2 separate regions of the Homo sapiens genome follow, and region 2 is linked to region 1. A link is a loop called in an ENCODE intact Hi-C map of the cell type or tissue named here. Cell type or tissue: heart left ventricle. All regions are shown on one strand.

The links. Peaks named below come from ENCODE experiments on the same cell type or tissue, not always from the same donor. Only the 100,000 strongest peaks of a DNase experiment are listed, where the experiment ranks them.
Region 2: it touches region 1 in a loop (4-fold over the local background); 4 of 110 quality-filtered maps call a loop at or near these places.

Annotation. Positions count from the first base shown.
Region 1 is chr15:87,668,651-87,676,650 of GRCh38, forward strand. The region is part of intron 1 of LOC102724465 (a long non-coding RNA gene); the gene reads right to left. Among named protein-coding and RNA genes, the nearest start is that of LINC00052, 96 kb to the left of the region's middle. RefSeq lists an enhancer at 53-1,252. In heart left ventricle, CTCF peaks have their summits at 3,831 (motif pointing right) and 4,032; no DNase peak of the experiment used is centred here.
Region 2 is chr15:88,010,470-88,018,469 of GRCh38, forward strand. All of the region lies in intron 14 of NTRK3 (neurotrophic receptor tyrosine kinase 3), which reads right to left. Among named protein-coding and RNA genes, the nearest start is that of MIR11181, 68 kb to the left of the region's middle. In heart left ventricle, no CTCF peak of the experiment used is centred here; a DNase peak (open chromatin) is centred at 4,940; H3K4me3 peaks cover 396 bases.

The DNA of each region.
Region 1 (8,000 bases):
TACTAAAACTATAGCTGAAAGTACTAACGTGTTTACCACGCAAGCCTTGAAAGCCAAGCCATGTTGGCGTGAGCACACTCAGACAGTTGCAAAGCGGTCCCATTCTTCTCACCTTGGGGTTCACTCCCATTCCCACTATGTCCCGTCAGCAGAAGAAGCCAGAGTAATCAACGGCCTTTTCCCATCTTCATAGCCTACACCTTAAGATTAAGGTGTTATAAAACTCAAAGGGAAGAATTGAAACTTTCTTCACTAAATTATGACTGAGACAGTGAAAAAGATCTAACTTAACTGACTCCATCTTGCTTTTAACCTCCAAGCTGTCCTTGTTCATTCCTGAGCATGGGGTGAACCAACTTTTCAGAGAAACTTAGTTTATAGTTTAAACAAAGACTGTAACAGCCCTTTCCCAAAGCAGACGCCCTTCTTGCCTGGGGACTAGATTGCCTTTGTAGGACTAACATTAGCCACAAGATTAGAAATTATGGTTTAGGAGTCATGCAGCTGGAGGCTACAAGATTTTGACCCTCCCTAAACTGCTCCTAAGATCAATGCTTGAGATATTTTGCAGGCCCTGCACTTGATGGATCAGCTGGCACCACCCAGATGGGTAAACTGACTCACCTGATCTTGTGGCCCCCACACAGGAACTGACTCAGCATAAGACAGCTGCAACTCCCTATGATTTCATCTCTGACCAATCAGCACTCCTGGCTCACTGCTGTCCCCCCACCCACCAAGTTATCCATAAAAACTCTGTTCCCCGAATGCTCGGGGAGACTGATTTGAATGATAACAAAACTCCAGTCTCCTGCACAGCCGGCTCTGCGTGAATTACTCTTTCTGTACTGCAATTCCCCTGTCTTGATGAATCGCCTCTGTCTAGGCATTGGGCAAGATAAACCCCTTGGGCAGTTATTATAACTACCAATTATTGAGAATTTTCTATGTAAATTTCACTCTATGAGAAAGGTCCTACTATTATCTTCAAGTTATGAATGAAGAAACCGAAGCTCTGGGAAATTAAGCTACTTTCCCAGTCCACAGAGCTAGTAAATGGTGGAACCAGGCTGTATTTGAACTCATTTCTCCCAGACTCCAAAGCAAAGCTACTACACGCTGCTGCTTCACATTCACTGTATTGTTTGAAGCAAGTCGCTGAAAATGTCTACTTTTTCATAAAATGAGGCTGATCCACATTGACTTTGTCTACTTTCACAAAGTGGCTGGGATTCTCAAAGTAGATAATATGAGTGAAAATGTTTTGAAAACTCTTCAGGCTCTCTCACTTTATACGGTATTATTTCCACTTCTGCTTCTAGCAGGCGCTGTCTGGTTCCTAAGTCTCTCCATGTGGAGCTGAGCTACTATTTTTGGCCTTCCAAGCTGTTTTCGTTTTTCACCAGAATGCATGCTCCATTTGGGTAATGGTAACAGATGTGACAATGGGAACAAAACTCCTACCAGCCACATTCTAACCCAAACATCCCAGGAGCCACTTCCAGCACTCATCTCTTCACTTCCGCTCCGAGACAGGGAAATGTGAGAATACAGGGCTCTGCTTCACCGTCTTTTACTAGCCTTGATCATTTCTGATAAGTGTTCCTGGTCATCACTTTTCCTTTCTACATCTTTGAGTTCTGGTGTGTTGTCCATATTATATTACTAAAGGTCCACAGGGGAAGAGTGATTTGACGAAGGTTAAGAAATAATTATAAGAAAATGTTTTGACATTACGTTAATGCCTGTCAGGGTATTATCCCCAATTTAAAGTTAATCACCAAAATTACATTGCAATTCCAAAAATGTAATGAAACAAGATTTGCTGAGGTGTGAATAATAAAGAATCAGAGCCGAGAGCTAAAAGAGAAATAAACTTGTTTAACCCTTTTCTAGTCTCCTGCCAAAGAGCAAAGAAATAGATGGCGATTTGGGCCATGTGGATCTTGGCAAAATTAATGGGTTCATAATCTGGAAGAAAACAAGAGGTCTTTGTCAGCACTAAAACACAACCAAGTATTGAGATAAAAAGTTGACATTTAAATCCAGGTCAAAAGCATTCCAAAAATCTGGATATTTGTCATTGTGTGGGCAAGATATTTAGACACTTGATAAATTGCTCAATTTTCCTCTAGAATTTTGGTGTCTTGCAGAGGTCTGGCTTTATGCTTCCAATGGGCTGTCAAGCTTTTCTGCTTGAATACCCAGCCATCACCTCAAAATCAAACCAAGTCTATCATATTTCCTTCAAAACCAATTTCCCTCTTTCTGTCACTGGAAACAGCATTTTCTCAGGCTCTGACACTTGGAATTCTACAGCCATCTTTGACCCTTTAAGTTTCATGCCACCCACACACATCCAGGCCAAAAATTCTTTCAAGCAGTCTTTTAGAAGTAAAGATGCCGACAGGAGTGTCCATTTTGCACGTGCTTTCTCCAAGACAAGCTCTCGCTATTAGGTGTTTTTCACACATTATCTTTTACCCTCAAAACAACTTTGCAGGATAGATCATATTACCCCATTTAAAAGAGGACAAAACTGACATTTGGGGTGCCAACTGGCCCAGTCACTCCTGCAGGAAGTCCTTGTAATTGAAGCAGGGATGCAATTCCAGGTCTGTCTGCTCCAAAGCCACACACAGCATCAGCATGCCCACCTCACAGGTGGTAGTGCAAATCCACTGAGTGACTGGAAGAGGGCCTGGCACACAACAAGTACTTGGTAATTGCTGCCACCTGATCTCTCTTCTAGGCCACACTCCCCCGTGCCTGCCTTGATTCCCCCTGTCACTACCCTTATCCTGCCACACAAATTTATGGCCCAGACGGCGGCCACGCCCAGCTATCTGACAGTTCCAGATTCTCTTTTCTCTATCCTGAACACAGCTGCTGCATTTATCTTCTCAAACATATCTTGGTCGTGTTGAGAAGATTGTGCTGCACTCTAGTTTACAACCCTTTGATGGCTCCTCACTTTCCTTAGGAGACATTTCAAACTGAGCCTGCCTTTCAGAGCCCTTTGGAATTACCATCTTCCATCCTCATCACCATCACCTTATGAGAACTCTTGACTTCCATAAGGTAGGTGTGTTTCCTGGACTCAAGTTGGCCTCTCTGAATGGCATGAAGAGATTCTTCTGCTGTGAATGCCCCTTAACCTCCACTTTAGTCTTCCATTTCACTAAGTCCCTATTCAAATGACCCCTTCTCCAGGAAGTTCTCAAGGACCACCCCAGCCCACTCTATGAGCATTTCCCCTCCCTGACCTCTCATGGTGCTTATCTGCCTTACACATATGGCATTAATCAAACCCTGCCTTAGACTCCAAGCAGCTTTTTCCCTCAACTAAAAGCAATGTAATTCAGTAGGGAAAACACATCCTTCACATGATGATGGGCATGCATTTGAATCTTGAATCTGCCACAAATTACTAGTTTGATTTGTCAAATCACTTACGGGTTTATGCCAACTTTTTAATAGATTCAATGATAGATTTCATTTACTAAACATTGCTTGTGTGACTAAGTGCCTTCAATGCATAATCTATGAAGGAGGTAATCATATCACCCCCTCTTCAATGAGAAAGAAACTGAGGTTCAAGGAAGATAAGAAATTTGGTAATTTTCTTAAGTCAAAGAAACTGGAAAGTGTGAGCTGGGATTACTCTGGGACTTAAAAAGATGCTTTCGTTTATCTAAGAGAGCCTTTCATTTACATCTTGAAACAGTCCTTTTCATCAACATCCCAGGCTTCTGCAACCCAGTGCTATGAAAGCCCAGGAAACCACTGTGCTTCTGCTATCCCATTTCCCAGCCTGCCTTCCTTTACTTTCCCAGCAGGGGGAGCAGAGGATGGAAGGAAGCGATTCCAGGGAAAAGAATCAGAAATCTTCAGAGTTGGAAGGACCTGAAAAAATGGGGCCCCACCCCTCCATGTCATAGACGCACCAGAGGCTTGGACAGGAGAAGCAAGCAGGCCAAACACACCCACCTCACCAGAAACAGTGCTTCCTCCCTCCCAGCCTCAACTCCCTAGCATGCTCAATAGGCCAGGCAGCCTCACAGACATGCAATTGAAAACCAGGCACCTTATGCATTAAGAGAGACGTCCTTTCATCCATTTCCAATCTGTTGCCATTTAATTTCATGAGGCAGGATAAATAGGAACACCCACTTGGCCTTTGGGGAGCCCTTTATTACTTCATTTACCTCCACCTGGTCTCTCACCACTCCACATGACTCTGTAATATACAGCTCTAATCATTGGTGTTTTCTCTGCCAGCAAAATCCACCCTGTCACCTCCTGCCCCACCTCACCTCCAATGTCTCTAATCAACTCCACTGCCCTTCACTGGCCTTTCACCCTTTCATTTATATCCTCGTTGAGATAAGACAGCTGGCCCTGACTGCTGTATTCAAAGTGAGGATGTACCACTGATTTATAGGATGGCATGATAATATTTCCGCATCTCATTCTCCATCCCCTTCACACAGTCATGGGTCTTATCTGAACGCCACTAGGCATGCAGCAGATGTCTTCATTGAGCTGCCCATAATGACACTAGCTGTAGATCTCTTTTTGCCTCTTTCTCTCTTTTTAACACAGACATTGCAGTTAATTCGGAGACCACTCATGTGTGCATAGAGTTTAAATCGCTGCCTTCCAATGAGCATTGCCTAGCCCTGGTGTGCAGTGTAGATAACTGCCTATTGGAGAAATTCCTTAAAGAAGCTCTGGTCCCCACAGCACTTGAACTTCAGTTTAAGGGTAAATGTTTAATATGAGAGGCCACAGTGCCACCTAAGATGATCCTGGGTGTTTAGGGCAGTAAGTCAGCTTTCCAAGATGAGCATGCATTGATTTGCTGAGCAATCGAGATTAGGGCATGGGAAAACTCACTTTTCTCTTTCAAGGGTATAACTGATGCCACCAAGACAGGTCAAGTTGGTGGTGGCATTTGGTCTTCTCTGAATATTTGTAACAGTCCTAATGCTATTGCTAAAACACCAGAGAATACAGCCAAAGCACTCAAGTGCATCACTGGAATGGTAATTTGCCTGTGCTCCCTGTGTCCCTCAGAGTCTGTACCAGTCAGGGCTCCCCAGCGAATCAGAGGCCAGTAAAAGGTCGACGGATGGAGAGATAATTTCAAGGAATTGACTTACATAATTGTGGGGACTAGTAAGCCCCAAATCTGTATGACAGGCTGGCAGGCTAGAAAATTTCAGGCAGCATCTGACGCAGCGTCATGAGGCAAAATTTCTCATTCATTCATCAGGGAAAACTATTTTGCTCCTAAGGCCTTTCAACTGATTGGATGAGGGTGTGCACATTATTGAGGATAATCTTCTTTACATAAAGTCAACTGAGTGTAGATGTTTACCACATCAACAAAATATCTTCACAGCAACACCTAGATTAGGTGAAGATGAAATAACTGTTACTATAGCCTAGCCAAGTTGACACATAAAACTAATCATCACAGAGTCAAAGGCAATAAGCTATAGCATGAGATCTCCTTTTAAATCTCCACCAGCCCAAGAAAAATCCCTTGCAGCACAGCAAATGCCAGTCCCAGCCCTGAGATTTCAAATACATATGGGCCAGCCCTGAGTCCTACTTCAGCCTGCCTATAACAGCCAGTCACAGTGCTGTTAGATCTTGGAGATCACTCCAAGACCACCCCAGATGTGCTCCTTACTCTCTGCAGTTGGAGACTCAGATTCACTAAATGTGGTCACAACTTTAGATTTTTATATTCTGGTGACATATTCAGGCTCTTCTCCCTAGATCTGGGGACTTGTTTTCCCACATGACTCTCAGTTTCACATGTGCCCCTATTGGAGGGTTCTCCACTTTATTTCACAGTCTCCTTCTATTAGCCCCAACCATGTAGACTAGCCCTACTGATTTGTCATAGCTGCTCTAGCAGAATAGGCAAATACAGAAAAAGAAAAGCAATTTATGAATGTACAAGGAAGGCTAGGAATTGGGGCAGGGCTCTAGCCACTCAGATGGATGAAGTCTACAGGGAAGGATATGGAAGAAACCATTCAGGTTTATTTCCTTTTTAATTTTTTACTTTTTATTTTTTGAAGATATACTCTCACTCTATCCCCTAGGATGGGGTGCAATGGCGTGATGATGGCTCACTGCAGCCTCGGTCTCCCAGGCTCAAGAGATCCTCCCACCTTAGCCTCTTAAATAGCTAGGACCACAGGTGCCTACCACCACACCCAGCTAATTTTTGTATTTTTTGTAGAAATGGGGTCTCACTATGTTGTCCAGGCTGGTCTCAAACTGCTGGGCTCAAGTGACCCCCCTGCCTCTGTCTCCCAAAGTGCAAGGACTACAGGTGTGAGCCACCATGCCCGGCCAAGAGTTCAGGTTTAAAGATAAAAGAAAGCCAAGTTCAAAATCGTCACAATCTTGACACTTGCAACTACTTGCCATGGCCTTGGACATATTATTTAATCTCTAAGTCTTAGTTTCCCAGAATGTCCAATATGGATATAAACCTACACCATAAATGGAGAAGATAATAGTATATGCCCAGCAAATCCACATTTTTGTCTTTGAAAGCATGCTGTTATATGACATTCCCCAACCCACTTTCAACGCATGGGCCAAATGATGAGCTCTTGCCTGTTAAAAGTGGGTGTTCCAGGTACCTATTGCTGTATAACAAACCACCTCAAAACTTAGCTACTTAAAACAGTAAAAGTCATTTATTCTGCTCATGAATCTGCAATTCAGGCAGGGCTTAAAGGGACAGCTTGTCTCTTTTCCATGTGGCATCTGCTGGGACAGCTTGACTAGGGCTAGACGATCCACTTCGAAGATCGCTCGCTCACATGGCTGGTACGTTGGTGCTGGTTGTCAACTAGGATTCAGCTGGAGCTGTCAGCCAGGCCTCTGTTTTTCTCCACATCAGATTCTCTATAGAGTGATGGGCTTCCTTGTGCCCTGATGGCAGGGTTCCAAGAGAAAGTGCCCTACAAGGCAGGGAAAGGAGACTGACAATCTCTTAAAGTCTAGGAAACTAACATAGTGCTAATTCTGTTGTATTCTGTTGGTCAAAGCAGTCTCAGAACCTGTCTGAACATAAGGTCAGGAGACATAGACCATACTTCTCAATGGGAAGACTGTCAAGAATTTCTGGCCCTAATTAATCCACCACAATGTTTCAGCCAAAATGGAGAAACAGGACCAGATCAATCTCTCATTTAAAAAAACTAAAAACCAGACAAAATATGAGCCAACATCATTCAAGACAGTGAACATTAGTCAACAAAGGCCAGTGTTCCCTAAGATAGGAAGCAAGGGGGTGAGTGCTAAAATTGCCCCAGTTTACTGCCTGGAAGAAGTTTCCAGGCCACAGCACAGGGAGGGAAAACACAGGTTTTTCAGACTTCTTAGTTGAGGAGAAAGAACAAGACAGTCAGGTATCTGCAAAAGCTAAAGTGCCTGGAGATTGCAGGGAAGAACAAAGGAAAAGAGAGCTAAAGAAAGATAAAACTCCAGATACCTGCAGAAAGCCTCCATCAACCATCAACTATTCAGCTAAAAACTGATCAGGGCTTATATGTGAAAAAAAATTGCATAAGCCCAGGGAAAGAACCACCTGAAAGGATCAGCAGGAATACAACTGTATCTCATTGAAGGTAAGGAACAGTACCTGTTTCCAACGGTTAAAGTGAAAAACTTCTTAAGTCAAAGGGCATCCGAATACTAGGAAACACCTCCCTTATTTATTGGGAAAAATTATGCTTTTCCGGCGTTTCTAAATGTTGCTCTGGTTCCACCCAATACAGCTTAAAATAAAGACCTGAAAGGATAGAAGTGTTTCTAAGTAACTTCACCATGTCCTTGGGAAAAAAATAAAAAATACATATAGAAATATAAAAATATCCAGCACTCAACAAGCTAATGACACCCAACAGTGTGTAGCATACATCAGAAATTACCAGCCATGCAAAGAAGCAGGAAAATGCAATCCA
Region 2 (8,000 bases), 340 kb after region 1:
AGTTCTTTTTCCAAGCTTTTTAGTAATTTTTCCGGAAGAAAAGGAAAAGGATGGGAAGAATGAAACTATGCTTTTTTTTTGGCAAATGATGAATAACATGGTGAAGATATTTATATATTACTAACAGATTTTATTCCTAAAAGCAATGTAATAAACCTATTGAATAAGGAGAATTTTATTTTTAAAATATGCATTATATTTTTGTCCACTTAAGAGCCAATAACAGAACTTGCTAAATGTATTTTTACCTCTAGCACTGCTGGAATTTACACACACACCCACACACACACACACACACAAAATCAAAGTATTATCACACTAGAAGCAACCTGGGAAACAGCCGGGCTAATTGTACCACTCACAGACACATCTCCGTGTGCCTAACTCATTCACCTGCCACCACATCATGCATTCACAGCAGTTACCTGGATCTGGCTTGCATTCTAATTCACTCCCTACATGAATGACTTCCCAAAATGCAAATTTTCAGTTCAGGGTTTTGCCGTCACACCACACTACCCATGAAGGGATAAAAAAAAATCCATCCTTTTGGACATGTTTTTCTTTTCGTTCCTTCCTGGTCCATGGGTTGTTGAGGGATATTTTCTTATCCAGTATTATCTTCAAATGGCTTGGAATGAACAAGCATGCCACACAGGCCATCATGACTGGATCCCACCCACACACCTTCCACCCCACTCATCCAGAGCTCCTGAGTGTCCCCAGAAAACACCTCCACACCTTTGTATCTGTTGTTCCCTCCACCAGGTCAGCCTCTCGCTTCTTGCTGTCTAGAATTCCTATTCATCACCAACAGAAAGCTCAGTCTCCAGCTTGCTTTAAGAAATCAAAATAGACAGGATTTAAGAAAGTTTATCTGGGAATGAATGAGAATGTGACTCTACTAGTAAGTCTGTAAGGACTTACAAAATATGCACATTTCCATATTAAACAGGAAGAGGTTAGATGTCTCAACTCAACACACTATGGGGCATTTGCTACCTTCCTATAATTTCAGAACATTTGGAAATCATAATTAAAATCTCAGTAATCTGATATTTTCTGGCAAAATCTTCTCCTTGACTTTGGCAATGAGGTGAAGTTTGGGGTTGGGTCATGGTGAGTTGGGTCTATCCCTGAAAAGAAGCCGCAGCTGAAGATATACACATCCTGGCAGTGTATGCATGAGCAGGCCACTGAATTACGTCAGCACAATAGGACACCAGCTTCTACATGGGGAGACACTTCCCACCGCACATTACTCTATGGGAAAGTTGATTTATCAGTAATGTCAGGGAAAGTCTGCACAGCCAGATACTGCCCCTCCCTTCGCCTGCCACTGGGGTGACCCAGTAGTGCAGAAGTGAATTTCTTCTGTAGTATAACTAAGGCAGACTATGGTAATAGTGCTGACAGCCAGAAGTGAGCCATTTCTTCCTAAACACAGGCAGCTATTCCAAATCCCTTACGTACATTACCTCATTTAACACACACGAAGACCCAGTGAGGCAGATCCTCCCATTAGTCCCACCTTATGACAGACACACAGAAACATGGGGAGAGAGCACAGCAGCAAGTCTAGGCTCCAATGTTCAAGCCAACAGAGCTCACCCACCCTGTACCCTACGGCCTTGTGCAGCATGAAGGAGAGAGCATGCATTGTTCTTCACAGAATCCCACCTTCAGCTCTTTGGCTGCCATCCTGCCATCTCTACATCCTCCACGAACCTATAAGACAATGAGATCCTCGACGAACTGTGATATTTCAGTGCAGCCATTTTGACAGGGTGCTAGGAGTTGGTGGTTTTGACATAAGGGAAACGTATTAACACAACCTAAAACACAAACCTTCTCACTTCCTTCCTTATTATTCACAAATAAAATGCAGAGCTGGCAACATTCCCCCAGCCATGGCTCATTCTTGCGCCTTGCTTACATCCTCCTTCTCACTCAGGACACTCTGACCCCGAGCTTTGGCAAACTTGCCCATTTGGAGAGGCCCAGAAATAGCACGGAAATCACAGGCAGGGTGAGAATGAGGCTGAGAACCTCTTGTTTATATCACTGTCACAAAAAAGTATTTCTATATGTTCATACCAAAACAACCACAGCAGAATGAGCCATTTGCTGGTTTATTTGTGCTCCTAACACCCAATACAGAACCTAGAACTTAATGGATGCTCAATAAATGTTTACTAAATAAATAAATGTTTTATAATGCACTATTAGTAACTATATTGAAGCACTTCTCAGCTTCTTCAGATATTTTTGATCGGGGGAAAAAGGAAACTACACCAATATCTTATACTGTGCTTCTCATACTTTGATGTGCATCGGAATCACCCAGAGGGCTTATTGAAATGCAGACTGCTGAATCCCATGCCCAGAGTTTCGGATTCAGTGGGTCTGAAGTGAATCCTGAGAATTTGCATTTCTAACAAGTTTCCAGTTAATGCTGATGCTGCTGGTCTGCACACCACACTTGGATAACCCCTGACTTCGAAGAACAACGGTCTTCTGAAATTCCACTACCAGCAGCTGAAACCGTGCACTGGTAAAGACCCACTACCAGCAGCTGAAACCGTGCACTGGTAAAGACCCACTACCAGCAGCTGAAACCGTGCACTGGTAAAGACCCACTACCAGCAGCTGAAACCGTGCACTGGTAAAGACCCACTACCAGCAGCTGAAACCGTGCACTGGTAAAGACCCACTACCAGCAGCTGAAACCGTGCACTGGTAAAGACCCACTACCAGCAGGTGAAACCGTGCACTGGTAAAGACTGTTTAAAATCATACCCGCATCTTCCTCTAGGTCAGAGCGTAACCAGATAACAGAACTGTGGAAAAAAGGAACAGGGTTCCTTCTCTAACCCAGAGCTCTGTGCACAGTGGACCATCGCCAGTGTTGGTGGAAGAAATGCCTGAGGATAAGAAGCCATACACTTGGTGATGCTCTATCAACCAATTTTCCACAGAAACAATGAAATGCAAGAAGAGTCCCAGTGTGCTGTTTGTCAACTGTAAATCGTGTGAAGTTATTTAGAAGTTGAGGAATAGAAATGAATTCCCTTTATGATCTGACAGCATTAAGTAACATGAAAGCAGCCTGGGAATCAAACAGATGCCTAGCTTCAAGTTTCCTTCCTTTTCAATGCCAGTAGGAACTCAGACACCCTTCTAAGAGATCCTTCAAGTGCAGACAACATTTCAGATCATGTACAAAAAATCCTGTAGCAGGGCCTGACTTGGCCAGGCACTGTGGCTCATGCCTATAAATCTAGCACTTTGGGGGACTGAGGTAGGTGGATTGACTGAGCCCAGGTAGCAGGCGTGGTGGTGCGCCTGTAGTCTCAGCTAGTTGGGAGGCTGAGGTGGGAGGACAGATTGAGCCCAGGAGATTGAGGCTGCAGTGAGCCAATATCACACCACTGCACTCCATCCAACTTAGGCGATACAGTGAGACCCTGTCTCAATTTTTTTAAAAAAAGACTTAAGATAGTAACACTGTATCTCACTAGGAAGCCAGTGCAGCAAAGTGGCAGTGCCCCTTGAAAGTTTACTAAAATAACAAAATATCGCTCCAAAGGAAAACAGTGATATCTGAGGCTCTTAGAATTTGTAAAAGTGTTGGAACACGCTACTTGATAAGGATGCCTTCTGGGTTCAACTGCAGAATTCCCCAAAGACACCAAAACCAATTTCTGTGGCAATTACTGCACCTGAGTCAGACAGTTCACTTTTGTCAGACATTCCTTATTAAATGGCCCAAACAAAAAACATCAACTTTGGGGAAAATGAAAAGATTGCATTTCCACTTACAGTTTCAGGAGTGAGAAACATGAGACAACAGCCATTGGTCCTAGACCTGTTCCTTCTTCCAAATCCTTATGCAGTTTAATATCATTGAACTATGTGTTTGGCCCTCAGTTTCCTCATCTACTAAACGAAAAGATAAGTCTCACTGGATCTCTGAGATATTTTTCAGATTAAAAAAACTTCTATGTTCTACAAGGAAGTTAAGTGAATGAGAATTAAAGAGCAGGAAAGGAAAAACTTAGCTTTCAGCCAACTCCTATTGCTGGAATAATTTTGGGTCCAAGATTTGAAGGCAAAAATATAAGCGAGGATCATATTGCAACTGCAACTAACTGGTGATAAAACCAAGACCAGCTAGGACTTGATCTTGGGCTGCCACTTTTCCACCTGCCAAAAAAACAGGCTCTCTCAGGTGCTCAAGGAATAAATGCTTCTTGGATGCTTCCCCGCCTACCTCTCCGGCAACACCGGAGCAGGTTCTTTGCAGGAACACGGTCTCTGATTCCTCTTCTCACCAGCTCCGAGATTTTCTTTTTTATTTTTCCAAAAGCAAAAGTCATTGGTCGATCTATGTTTAGAAATATGCACAACAAATCAAGAAATAAATTCATATGTGAAAGGATAGAAATGTTAGTCTCCAAATCTAGGCAAACTTCCATTTTTATAAGCCTATGAAGACAATATAAATAAATCAGAGGGAGTGGAGCCTGCTGGCAGCAACTGCTAGATCGCTCTCATTTTCTACATAACGTTCCCTGTGCTGAAAGGTATATTCAGTGAGTGTTTCATTTCTCTTCTTTCTGGAACAGGGGTCTCTCTATGTCTGCCTGGAACTGTCCCTAAATTCAGAGAGAATAACTTGCTACTTTGTTTTACCTTTTTTATTACAGTGTTGATAGTTTCTTCACTCCTCTAGTCATCACCTACTTCTGAGAAACAGTGACAAGCGTGATAAACAAAGGCCTGGACTATGTAAGTGCAAATTCTACGAATAAATTCGTAATTATTGTGTCAATAAGCTATGCTATTTAATACATCAACAAGACCTGCTCCCTCCACCCCGGGAGGGAGTCCTTCTCTGGTCACTCACCTCCAGCCCTGCCCCCACCAAACCCTGCCCCCTGTCTGCCTCCTGCTACTGCTACGGTGGCCTGGAAGGCCCTTCCTGTCCATCTCTGCCAGTCCAAGTTTCCCCGCAGCGTCCTAGCTCAAACACTCTCCCCTCTGTGGAGCCTTTACCCAAGCCTCTGCTCCCCTAATTTAAACAAGCCACTGCTCTCTAAGCACACTGGGCCCTTTAGTTGCAGGGTCTCTGTGGCAGGCATCTCATTATGCTCATATCTCCAGAACTGTTTCCTGGCCTGTCTCCCCAGCTGGAGTGTGGACTCCCTCATGCGGGGATGATGCCACTCTGTTCATCTCTCAGCCTCACTGCATTGACTCTGCAGCATAGTAGTTGCTCCAAGATTAGGAGCTCTGTGCAAAAATCATCTTTGTACTCAGTTTTTCTCCTGCACTATGTTTATTCTGGAGTTGGCACTGTAATGAAGAACGAAGGAATGCATCTTGATTGACTGATCGCCAGCTCTACAGCGGCTCCAATGTGAATATAGCCTGGCCACGTATTATGTAGCCATTAAAAATAGTGGCATTGTGAAATAAAGGTCTATGATAGGCTACTAGATGACAAATTCAGATTATGAAACCGTATGCAGAATATGATCTCATTTGTGTGTGCTATACATGTCCATGTTGATGTGTACATGTCTGCGTATGTTATTAGCCTGTGCATATAAGGCAAAATGTCATGCATTCATCACTTGGGGTGGCATTAGGGATGATTCTTATTTTCTTCTTTTCACTTTTCTGGATTTTCCTCAAAATATTTTCAGTGATTGTATATTACTTTGAAACCAGAAACAAATGTTAGGTGTTCTGTCTGTTTTCTAAAGAGACATAGAGAGGCTAACCAGAGCTGTGACCACCATCAAAGGATGAACTACTGAACACATAATCCCAGAGATGCATGGGAAGCCAATGAGGAAGCCCTGAGGATATGTAAGGAGAAGCCATGGACAGTTTTGCTTAAACACCAGGAATTTAAATTTACATCATGAATTGTTCCTAAATGGCCCATCACCTTTTCTTATGAACTTTCTCCTGGACCGTAAGAGTTGCAGCTATTTGGATCACTTTGCTGAAAACAAGATGAAGGAATGGGCTAAGCTGTGTCAGAACTAAGCAGAATGCTATGGCAGGCTCTTCTCCAGCTGGGCACAGCAGGGCACACCCCCTCCCAGGGGCCTCTCATTCAATGCCTCTCACCATTTACATTCCAACACTGTAAGATGATGGATACTTTTAATACAAGAGACCTGTCATTTATTTATTAGCTGGGGACAGGCTTTGCAGCCGGGAAGGATGCATTATAAATCAACTCCTTTCTCAGCCATTAAAAATTAATACAGTTCATAATGTAGAACGTCAGTAATTTCTTTATTAGAGGAGAGTGTCATTTTTTTTTCTTTTCTTCCAGGTTTTGTTTTTACTTCCTCCCTTCTCTGGGGATATTTTTTTTTCTTTCATAAAGACTGGCTGAGTATAAATTATCCCAGGGAAGGGGAATATACCCTTTCAGACAGAGGTTAAAATGGAAGAGACGAAGCTTAAAAAAAAAAAAAAAAAAAAAAAAGCCCCTGACCAAATTCCCCATGGAAATATGGTCTAACTGCATCTTTCAAATTTGCCTCATTAAGCCTCACTTACAACATCCCTTGTTTCTTTCTGATCTACCTTGCACCAAAAATGGGAGGCATTTTAGGTTTCTGATAGACCAGAGGGAAAGAAATATAAGGTGAGTGATTTGGGGTGTGCTGGGAGGTCTCTGATTATTATTTTCTAATGATTGCTCCCTCACAGAGGGGCCTTCATTAGCTTTTCTATTGTCTCCAAGTTAACTTGGCATTCACCAAAAGAAGCATGGATGTTAGAAGCTCAGCCCAAGACCAGGAACCCTTCATACAGCTCCCCCTTTAGACCTAGGATACAAGGATGCAGAAGGAAAAGACGGCACCAGAATATGCCAAAAGGCTGATTAGCTAAGCATCCATGAAGGCTTCCCCTTTGGTTCTTCCCCAGAGTGGCAGCTCCAGGAAAAGTGAAAGCTTGGAGTTAGAAAGAAGACAACTTCTGCTCTTAACTTCAGAGGAAATAAAAGGGAGAATCCAGAACCTGTGATGTCTCCATCTCACCTTAGCAATATTGAGGGGTTTGCAGTGGTTGGTTCAACCAAGCTGACCTTCTCAAGACCTGAACAAAGGAATATATGTGAAGGGAGGGGGGACCATCCCACCCCTAGCCACCCCACCCAGCACATTTTCCTGACTTTGGGGAATAGGGGGAGAGGGGTCACCCAGAGATGAACATCACATCCCAGGCACAGGCTCCCTGTGTTGATGTCTCTGTCAAACCAGCCATGATTTAGTTAAAGCTCCTAAGTAACAAATCCCCACAAATCCCCAAGCACATATTTAAAATCTATTTTCAGAATTACACTGAGCATAATTCAACCAATCAATGAGCCATTAGGAGTTTAATCCCAACACTTCTTCATTACCAGTGGCATGAGGGCTGCTCGACTCAGCAGAATCCAATGCGAAGAGTTGCTATATCACCAGCAATTCTAGGTCTGGGGACAGAAGCTTATACATTGCCTGCTGAGAGGCCCAGCCACAATCTGGGTGACAAATCAAGCTACAGATCCACCAGCGACAGGATAAAAGGAGACTCGGCCAAAAATAGGTCAACTTGGATCCAAGGACTTCTGCTCTTCTCCTTCAAGGGTAGCTCTTGCATCACCACCAATGCCCATCTCTAGCTGGACCCTGCTTCTGGGAGGCCTGCCTCATGGGGATCTGAAGCTCCAAAGAGCCTCCTGGGGTGGACACACGGAGGGGGATGACTACATAGGAGCTAAAGTGCTAGAGAGGAATTGCCTTCTGCTGCCTCACTGGTGAGCACCATGGGTCACCCAAACTGGTATCTGTCTGAAAGTCTCCAAGATCTCCCAAAAGGTGGGGGTGTGGGTGAATTGGAAGTCAGCTGACGGTGGGAGGGGGTATCCCAGGTTAGTAGAAGTGGCATGCTCCTAAACTCTAGAGTTTGAATCCTGGCTCTACCTT